Linked DNA regions of Homo sapiens: region 1 is linked to region 2. Evidence: chromatin loops called from intact Hi-C (ENCODE). Cell type or tissue: natural killer cell. All regions are shown on one strand. Each heading gives the region's core, and the rest is flanking DNA. Links, peaks and the distances in the headings are about the cores only. Region 1 overlaps LINC02773 (long intergenic non-protein coding RNA 2773). Region 2 has its middle 22 kb from the start of LINC01740.

Evidence for each region. Peaks named below come from ENCODE experiments on the same cell type or tissue, not always from the same donor. Only the 100,000 strongest peaks of a DNase experiment are listed, where the experiment ranks them.
Region 1: a loop joins it to region 2, with 5 times the contacts of the local background. A loop is called at or near these places in 6 of 110 quality-filtered maps.

What each region holds. Positions count from the first base shown.
Region 1 is chr1:212,627,379-212,632,752 of GRCh38, reverse strand. LINC02773 (long intergenic non-protein coding RNA 2773) reads left to right here. Exons shown (of 4, transcript NR_183483.1): 3 at 190-381; 4 at 1,290-3,825. Among named protein-coding and RNA genes, the nearest start is that of GARIN4, 5.6 kb to the right of the region's middle. RefSeq lists an enhancer at 1,712-2,243. In natural killer cell, for the core only: CTCF peaks have their summits at 2,296 and 2,496; a DNase peak (open chromatin) is centred at 2,542.
Region 2 is chr1:212,564,602-212,569,975 of GRCh38, reverse strand. It overlaps a transcript of ATF3 not described here. Among named protein-coding and RNA genes, the nearest start is that of LINC01740, 22 kb to the right of the region's middle. RefSeq lists enhancers at 559-728, 2,468-2,517, 2,968-3,077. In natural killer cell, for the core only: no CTCF peak of the experiment used is centred there; a DNase peak (open chromatin) is centred at 2,715; H3K4me3 peaks cover 910 bases; H3K27ac peaks cover 891 bases.

The DNA.
Region 1 (5,374 bases), core at 62-5,061, 63 kb before region 2:
TGGCATAGCCACTTTAGGAAATAGCTTGGTAGTATCCACTAAAGCTGAAAATATGCATATATTCAATTGTATTCTTAAGTATATATCCTACAAAAATTTATGAGCGTTTTAACCAAAAGATCTGTGTACAAATGTCCATAGCAGTAATCTTTTCTTTTTTTTTTTTTTTTTTTTTTTTTTTTGCTCCAGTCAAGGGAGAAGCAGTGATGTTTTAGTATCCAGAAAGTGGAAATAACCCAAATGCCCATCAACAGCAGAATGAAATTGTACTATATTCACACCATGGAATATTGTATAGCAAAGAGAATGAATGAACTATTAACAGAAAAGACATGGACAAATCTCATAAACATGATGCTGAAAGAAACCACAGTCAAAAAAGTACATTATTTTGTGATTCCATTTATATATAGTGGGAAAAGGAAGCAACATTAATTTATGGTGTTAGAAGTTAGGATAGTGGTTACCCTTAGGGGTAGTGACTGAAAGAGAACATGAGAGGGGTATTGGGGGTACCGTGATGTTTTGGTTCTTCATCTGGGTGCTAGTTGCATGGGGTTGCTCACTTTATGAAATACCATTGAGTGGTATGCTTTTGACCTGTGCACTGCTCTGCATGTGTGATATACTTCAAAATGAAACATTAAGATACAGGAGGAAGGACATAGTCTCAAAGCAAAGGACAGTTTTTTTGTTGTTGTTTGTTTGTTTGTTTTATTTTGTTTTGAGACAGAGTCTTGCTCTGTTGCCCAGGCTGGAGTGCAGTGGCGGGATCTCGGCTCACTGCAACCTCTGCCTCCCAAATTCAAGCAATTCTCCTGCCTCAGCCTCCCGAGTAGCTGGGATTACAGGCGTGCACCACCAGACCGGCTAATTTTTGTATTTTCAGTAGAGACAGGGTTTCACCATGTTGGCCAGGCTGGTCTTGAACTCCTGACCTCAGGTGATCTGCCTGCCTCAGCCTCCCAAAGTTCTGGGATTACAGATGTGAGCCACCATGCCCAGCCAGAACAAGTCTTTAAAAACTAAATTTAACTTTATGAACAGTTTTACGAAAAATGTACTATATTTGTCCACATTTTCCTCATCTCTCCTTGAAGCAGTGTAAATTGCTTTAAGACAGGGTTCTGGGGCTATGCCAATGTCAGTGGGAAAAGAAAACAGGGGTGACAAGACTGGCATCAACTGATGCTGTGAGGAACAGGCCAGCTCTTTAAGGAAGGTGCCTCTCATCTGCTCCTGGCTTCTGTGCTCATAGTTCACACTCACGGTGTTGTGTGCATGTCTAGGAAGATGCTTCCCAACCTTTTGCAGACCATGGCATACGCAGAAAATGACAACATCGGAATGGCACACTGGCATACCAGTTGGGGATCCTTGCAGTCAATGCTGACTGGACTCATCCTTCAGCCGCCCCCAAGAAGAGAGAGATCAATACCTTGGCACATCTGTGGGAAAGCTCCCATTAGAGAGTGTGGGGAAGACACAGGCCTCCACAACACATTTCAGGTTCTCTAAACTGGCAAAGGGGAAGAGTCTGGGCTTCCTTTGCCCTTTTGTTCTCAAAGAGCCCAGCTGTGCACACCCCTCACCCCTGCACTATAGCTCCCATTTGGGTAGTGAAAAATCACAGGACTCAGGGGAGTTATGCAGCATTCGGGAATGGAGACCTGGAAAGCCACACACTCCTCCTTGCTTTCCTGTGAGCCTCTCTTCTTGCTGTCCCCTTTACAACCAACAGTCCCTGCAGGGGGAAGACACTCTGCTTTAGTCAGTTCCACCTCCCTTCCAGATCTCATCCTCCTTTCAGCCTAATTTTCCTCACACTGTCATGCTCCTTCCCACTGCTCGCCCCCCACCCCCTACTCTCCTCCAGCACATCACACATTGCGCCTGGGCACACTGAGCTTGTCTGCCATCTATGAAGAGGCCCATGTCACCCAAGCCCTTCTCTTTCCCTGTCATGCCATAGCCTCTTCCAGGAGCGCTCAGCCTGCTGTTTCTGCTCAGACCTCCCCTCCTCTGCAAAGCCTCCTTCTGCGTGCTGCCCGAGAGCCATCCCCCACTTGGGTTTGTGTTACTGCTGTGTATGGCAGCATCTTCACTGTGCCTGATTTCCCGTCTTGGCCCATCGTAGGTGCTCAACAATTGTTTCTCAAATGACCAGCGCCTGCAGAGGGACCCTGACATGAACTCCACCCCACCCCGACTCTTGGCAGTTACTCACTGTCCCCTTGAGTCGGGATCCCAGCCCCTCAGGGGACCTGTCTTGCAGCCATTCCACGCTCTGTCACCCCACTGCCAGGAGACTAGAGCCACACTGCCTGGATGACGCTCATCTTTACCAGCTCGCAGCTCTGCCAGCTGCCTGCTCAGGGGTGGCCGCCAGCTGAGGGATTGAGCTGATTATAGGTGAATCAGCACCAGGCTGATTGTGGTGTGAAAAAGGGGAAGGGTGACTGTGTCTTAGCCTCAATCCTGGCTCCCCTCCTTCCAGCCCTGACCTGCAGTAACAGCACAGGGCCACCAGAGGCTCTATTGGGCGACTCATGCCCCGCGGAGAAAGGCCCAGTAGGAGAGCATCTGACCCAGTTCCCAGCAGATGAGAAAGGAAGAAGAGTTCAGGAGGCTTCTACTCTCAGAGGTCTCCAGCACTGAAACCCCGCAGCCGCACCTGGCTGCCTTATCCTTGTGTTTTGCCCCTCATGGGTCTAGAAGCTGTTGTGTTACACCTTAACATCTTCCTCCTTGCTTGCCATGAGCCCCTCTGCTTGCAGCCCCCTTTACAGAACAACAGTCATGGTAGAGGGAAGATGTCTCCACTTTTGTCAGTTCTGCCTCCTTTAGGAGAGTGTCAGGCCTAACCCATGTGTGCTCTGTCTTTCAGGGCATGGAAAAGACTATTGTCCTGTTTCGTCTTTTCAACACCTCTTGACTCTCTCCCCCTGGTTTCCTAACAGCCAGCTAGGTTCAGGGCCTCCCATCTCTGGCCAGGATTAGTGCAATGGCTTTCTGAAGGGTCCCAGGCTCCAGGGAGCCCCTTGCCCATCAAGTCTCTACCCTGGAGCCAGACAGCCCTTACTTCCATCAGACATCAGCCTCCAGTGGCTCCGAAAGGCCAGGCATCCACACAGCACCCCACGGCCCCAAGAACTGGCTGCTTGATTTTCCTGCCCTGTGTCCCTCCTCTCCTTGGCCCTCTACCCAGCAATCACCCCAAAACACTGTGATGTTTCAAGCCTTTGTACTTTGCACACATTCTTCTCCATGGCCTAATTCCCTCTCTCCACCCCTCACTCCACACCTCCTCCACCTTTACCCTTTCTCCCCATTCTTTCTTCACCGGGCACAGCCCTACTTATCCTTCAAAACTGCCACTTCCTCTGCGAAGCCTTTCCTGACCCGTGTCCCAGAATCCCTCCTCTGAACAAATCCTGTTCCCTAAACATGCATCTCTCATTGTATCTGTCACTCAAGGGTTGCAATAATTACACACACGCCTGTCCTTTGTCCTCCACTGGCTCTGTACCTCCATGTGGGACCCATGGCCAGCACACATTGGTGGTGCCCGAAAGCTGTTGCACTGGAGTTGTTCCTTCTGCCCCATCACCTCCCACCTTGAACAAGTCCTTTAGATGACCTGAACTCCAGTTTGTTGATCTGCAAAATGGAGAGATGTGAGAATCAGAAGAGAACACGTAATGAAAGGGTGTTATAAACTGCTAAGGGCTGTACAAATGTTTGTATTGCATTTTTGTCTTCCAGACTAGTGTTTACCTACACTTGCCTGTGTGGAAATCAGAAGATTAAAGGAATGCGATGTGATCTTTTTGTAATTTCCCCACTTGGGTCAAGGGAAAAGCTGGTCAAGAGTAAACCATTAATTCATCCCCCTGCAGGCCCCCCAATCTTCCCTAGAATTCTGGGTTAATGATTCTGAGGTTGTTTTCCTCACAGAGCCAATTCATATCTAATCTTTGGCATGTTCCCCCCTTTATTAAGAATAACTTGACTCACCCCATTAATTCCTCATCCTGGGGTCACGAGCCTTGTTTTGCAGAAGGAAATGGTGGCTGTGTGTATGTCTTGGGCCTTCTTTCTTTCTCAAACCCCTTTCTTTCATGGATTCATGCCTACAATTCCCTCTGTGGACAGAAGAGACCTCTCCTTACCTGCATAATGAAATGTGTGACTTTTCTCAAAAGTAGCTTTAGGAATTAACTGTGGAGGTCCAAGTAGCAAGGATGCTGTGACCTAACTCGTTACCCCCTCACGTGTGGTTTGGAATCCCAGCAGAAAAAATTTCCTGAAGATCTGGTACGGAGAAACCATTCTGGGCCTGGCTTTTAAATGTTTTATTAGCAGCTGGGCGAGGACTGGGCTGCAAAGAGATGCAGCCCCCGTCAGAAGCGATCCCTGTTGGGGAGCAAGGCCTGGAATTCCAGGAGGGAGGTCTGTTTATAGCTGAGGCAGAGGCTGGGGAGCGAAGCCTGGGAGCCAGACATGGCTTAAGGGTGGTCTGGACACTCTTGAGATAAGGCCAACTAAGGACTATGAGCTCATTGAAGTTCCAAAGCCAACTCACAGCAGCTCACCACCAGACATGTCCCCTGCCCCCACATTCCCTCCTCTCAATCCAGGAATTTTGGTGCTCATCTCTATAAAGTTTTAGACCATGGTGGTAGGAACCTGGTAAGTCTCAGGTTCTTGCATTGCCCGATTCTCCTTGGATTTGCTGGGTTTGCCTCCTTCCCATGTCTCAGACAGGGCTTTGCATAAAGAAGTGGGCTGGTAGATCTGCAAAGGTCCCTCTGTGTGACTGGAGCAAGTTACCCTCTTGAGCCTCAGTGTCCTCTTCTGTAAAATAGGGATATCATTCTTTCTTTCCCAAGGCTTTTGGTAATAATGTCATTCTCATGTGATTCTTAACAAAATGGGCCTTTCAGACTTAGATCACTTTTGTGCATGCATAAAAATGAAAGCATTGAGGAGAAGGAATTGGTGAATATATGTCTGGAGCAATAACTTCATCAGAACTGCCACGGTGGTTGTAGGACCATTCTGATTCCAGAGGTATTAAAATGCAAAACACAATGTTGAAATGCAAAACCCAACAAAATAATAAACAGCCTTGTACCTACCGCCTCCCTTAAGAACTAAAACAATTCCCAACACCACTGAAAGACTGTGTTCACCTCCTTGATCCAATCTCTTGCCTTTCCACCCCAGAGAAAACCACTGTCCTGAATTTTTTCCCACTCCCTTGGTTTTGTTTTACCAAACATGTATCCAATATGTAACATATTATTTGTATTTGATCTTGTTTTTGAATTGTCCTGTAGGTAGAATTATATCTTATTCTGCAATTTGCTTT
Region 2 (5,374 bases), core at 171-5,170:
TCTATAGAAATTAAAATTACATCAAGAGCAACATATATCAAAGACTATGATTCATATATTATTTGGTTTATTTATTTTTGAGAAATATGTTGATTCTTTTTGAGGAAATATATTTAAAGTAAATAAGAATTGCCATGAACATAGATTTAGCTACAATAATGTTTATTACAGTACTATTTACAATATTGATGAATCAGATATTACCCAAATGTTTAACATAGAGTATTAGTAAGGTAAACTACATTAAAAAAATTACATTAATTGGAACTCCTGTACAATCATTAAAAATTATGTTGTAGAAGAAGAAGAATTCTTATGAGGTGGAAAGAATGAAGTGGGAAGATGTTTACATTTCGAGTGAAAAAAAAAAGCCAAAAAAAAATTTACTGGTTCTATTACACTAGCTCTTTCCCCTGCGTCTCCACTGTGGACACACAGGCATTGAGCTTCTGTCTACTGTCTCCTTTCTCTTCTCCCCATTTTCCTTTGGAAGCCATTCCTGTCTTTCATCCTAGTAAGGAGGAAATAGGCTCGCATTAGAAAAGTGGAAAAATGAAAACAAGAAGGGTGTACAACTCTGTTCTGGTTAACTTTTTTATTGGGGAAAAAGTATTGCCACTATTAAAAATTCGAAGTCAGAAAGTGTATATGATGAAAAGTCTCTCTACCTCGTCCTAGGCTCTTTAATCAGTTTCTCTTATCTCTTTCCAGACATACTTTTTAGAAAGACGTTTACCAAAAGCAACAAAGAAACAAATGAAACACAAGATAATAAAAAGAAAAGAAGGCAGGGAGGAAAAAGACGGAGGGAGAGATGGGAAAAGAGGAAAGGAAGAAAGAGTAGAAGAAATAAAGAAAAGGGTGCCAGGGGAAAAATTCAAATAAGTTTATTCTGTAAGGGCTCTAAACAGCCAATGTTTATTTTAGAATATATGTTAAACATTTAGATCCTTCAGCAACCTGCTACTAACTTAAAAACCCTATTAAATTAATATTAAATTTACAAGTATTTTTAAAATAAATAAACCAGGATCAGAAGTAAGGAGCCTTTTTACTTGAGATGCCTTAAGGAATAGTCACCCACACCCAAATTAGGATGCCGGTCCAACAAACATTAATAAACCTACAGTAACGACGGAGTTGGGGAGGTGAAATTATGACTGTGTTGGACAGGCAATTTTGAGAGAAAGAGAGCAGTGGAGGTTTAGACATTAGAAATGCCCTAGCCTGTATTTACCCCCATCGGAGAATCGGCCTAGGACAGAAATACCAAATGACAGTCACCAGGAGGACACACTAAATTTGCTTTCTGGCATCATCTTCAAATATTTGGGATGGGACCACAGATCCTGACTCTCCTTAATGGCCATTTTGGATTGATTTGCCATGAATGGACTGGCTTAAATTTACTACTTGAAGTAAGCCTAACAATAATTATTAATGGGTCCAGGAGGAAGAGATCACTCAATACAAGTAGTCCACAAAAACACGCCTGAGCCCCTTAGTTCAGGGTAGGTCGATGTTTTTGGTGTGCTCTTTCTCTGGGGCTCCTTTTTCCATGATGCAAATGTGGAGCATGCAAAGGATATATACTCAAGAGACGAGGCTTAATAAAATTGTGTTGGTCATTAAAGACATTCTTAAGTAAACAGAAATATTTTTGTGTGTAATTCAGCTTGGTAGCCCCAAAATAATAACCAATTTGTTTATGAATAACTTATGTATAAGTGAATGTATAATTAGTTCATGATTTTTTTCTTAACACATTAAAAAAATTATTGACCACTCTCCATGTGAATGACACCTTGCTAGATGCAGTAACAAACCACAAGAGCAGAGCTCTGGCGTTTATAGCTTTTATCTCATTCATTAATTCTGCAAATACTTACTGAGCACCTTCTATGTGCAGGCTCTAAGTTAGAAACTGGGGCTATAATAGTCGGCAGACCCTGTCCCTACCCTACAAAAGTTCAAGGCTCTTCTTCTGACATAGGCAAAGAAAGTGTTATTAATATTCTCATTATGAGATGAGGAAATTGAGGCATTCCCATTCCAATATTCAGTTCTGGAACAGGACTGGAGCCCAGTTTTTCTCTCCTGAGGTCTAAATACTTGGCACACTGCACTCCACGGCTCTCAGAACTTTTCCCATAATAATGAGACAAAGGAGCTTTAAGAAGACATTTCCCAGTCCCCCTCCCCATGGGCTTCTGCCCCCATCTTTAAAACTGGGGGAAATGATTTTTGTCCTTGTTCCTATTTTAGAAGCAGCAGCACAACCTTAGACTATTATTATAATTATTAACACCGGTAGCATTATAAAAAATAAATAATTTGCTAAGCTCTTTAAATCCACCTTTCCCTAGAGTTGAGTAAATGGAAAATAAGCTATAAAGACATTTTTTTCCCTATAAAAAGATCAGACATCAAGGCATTCAGATAACAATGCTAGATCTGGATTGGTCCTCAGGGAACTCTTAAGTTCACCTGCCTTTCATGACATCTGAATCCTTTGCACAGAAACAGAGACAAGAGAGAAGGGCTGTTTTTCCTGAGAGCATTTTCTTATTTCTTCACTCATTGCAGCTGTTAACAGCAGCTGGTTTCTTGAGTGTGCTGAAATGCCCACTGCCGTGTAAACACTCTCTCTAACACCCTGCATTACTCATAGTTTGAAAATCACTTTGACTTCTGAAACATAATTATGTTAATGTCAGATGAGTCAGCAGGGGGACAGCATGCTGCTCCTACGGCAGCTGCACCTCCTGCCAACCTCTGAACGTCTCAGTGCCTGGGGCTTCAAAAAAAAAAAGAAAAAAGAGAGAAAGAAAGAAAAAGAAAACCCCTTTCTGTGGGCGGGAAGAGAAATTATATTTATGGCTCAAAGAACAGCTTCAAAGAAGTGGCCAATTTCGCTTTCGCTGCAACATGAAAGGAAGAGTTAAGTAAAATCGCTACCCCTAGGTTAATCTGTTTATGTGAAGAATAAACAGGAATTTGGAGACTTTCTCTAGGGAATCTGTGACTTTCCCTCAGAGATGGCTCGAGACAGGTCACTCTGGTCACTGTTCAGTTGTGATCCATTACTCGCCGTACGAGGTTTTACTTTCCCAGGAAGTGATGCCAAGCAGTGCAGGAGGTGCATCCTCTTGGGCACCAATAGGAACCAGGAGGCTGCTCAATTTTCAGGGGTCCCCAGACCCTGGATGGGCTTCCCAGCGCGTGCTTTGCTCCAGCAGCATGACCCCCTCAGACACTTTTGTGAGCTGTTTTCAGCGTCATTTATAACCTCTCAACTGTTTCCCCTTCCTCGGCTGCTGGGAAAGGAACAGGAACTGAGCAGGACAGGGCAGGAGGTTTCTATGGCACAGCTGACCGTGACCTCCACCCCCTCTATGCCCTGGTCACAGTTCAACCTGCCAGTAACCCCAAACATCACCCCTCAGCCTGCCTTACCCCACCTGCCCTGTCCAAACTCAGGGTGTTGCTTTACATCCACATTGTGCCTCTGAAAAGGCTCTCAGCTTCATCCTCACTGATGTCTCATAATAACCCATATTTTATAAATGGGAAAATTGAGTTTCAGAGAAGGGGTGTCCTTGTCCAAGGTCGCACAGCAAATGGCAGAGCCAGACACTCAAACTTGTGCCCTTTCTGGTGTGCCAACAACAGAACCACAGATCCACACTTAAAGGACAGAAGAGGACTAGTGGGGCTGGAAGAACCCCAAGTGCACATGTTTTTACAGATGAGAGGAGTAACCAAAACTTAAAGAGAAACAATGACTTGCCCAAGGTCACACAGCTTTTACTTGGCAGAACCAGCTGCCAAACAAGATCTCCTGACCCTCACTCCAGGGCTTTTCCTCTCTAACCTCTTTACTTCCTCACTCTGGACTTATTCCAGTTTAAACACAGGAAGAACCAGCTCTCCCCATATCCAGCCCATATCCAGTTAACCTATCCATGTTACACTGCTGATACAAAGCATTCTATTCCCAAAACACAAGGGCCCCAGAACAGGCAGGAATGTCAAGGAGGAGAACACACTAGAAGGAAGGGGTTAACCAACTCCAATGGCTTCCCATTATGAGTAATCAATGCCCTACATTGACTACAGCACTGACTAGTGGTATCCCCAAACCACGGTTTCATCCTGGATGAGACCGAGATGGCATCGCTGCCTCACTGGGATGCCACAGGTCGTCCCACAGGTGTTATGTAACCTGCAGAGGGGTCAGTAAAAAACTTAATCCAACCTAGAGATTCTGCAGCACCCTAACTCCAGGACTTTTCGATCCCTATCCCTCAGATCACTTCATTGGGTACCATATGCACCGAACTGCTCACTTTCCCACCCCTCTTCTGGGTGGCACCCACCCAGCAGGGCCACAGTGGGTACTCCCCCAACTGGAGGCTTCCTGACCAAACACCTTTCTCCTGTAACATTTTTCCCACTTAGCCCCAAAGCCAGAGAAAAAGTCAAGACTCACATTTTGGGGCAAGGTGCTGAAAATCCTTAGGAAACAGCAGAGCATCCTATATAGAGGAGGATTTCTCTTCTTGTCACATCTTCCCATCTGATCCCATCCAATTTATCCTCAAGGCATGGTTGGTCAACTGAAGCTAACCCCACCTCCGCCCCACAAAGCAACCAACAGCTGTTACTATATTGAGTGGCCATATGATGTCATATCATAGGTGACTAACCCACCGAGGCTTCCCTTCGAGCCATCATCTAAATATGACAGCCTTCCATCATCCTGACCTTTTCACGGGAGAAAGCTGAGTGAGGGGCTTGACACTGATCTGGGGCTCCAGTGCATGTCTGGCCTTCTGTAGCCAGCACCTCTGGGGACACACATGAGCAACTGAGGACACACATGCCCCCATGCACAGATTCCTTTCCTAGTAGAAGACACTTTCACCTAGTAGAAGACAGCTTTCTTCCCCTGGCTGACTTTGAAAATAGTAGCCATCAGAAGAGATAAGAATCACAGTCATAGGGAGGAACGGGGAGGCCTGTATATATTTACCATGCTGTATATCCAGGTGCTGGATTAGATTCTTTACATACAGTTTTGCATTTAGTTCTCAAAACACTCTGAGGAAGGCATTACAATCTCTATAAAGTTAGAGAAACTAAGATTAGAGGGGTAAGTAACTTTCCCCAGGTTACAGGGCTTGGCTCAGATTCCAGCCCAAATCTATGTGACGCTACAGCGGAATGAACTCTACAGAAAGGTGTTACCACATCACTTGGCTTTTTTAAACATCAACTTTATTGTGTAGAACAGTTTTAGATTGACAGCAAAATTGAGTGGAAAGTACTCAATTTCCCATATACTTCCTCTTCCCACACTTGTATAGCCACC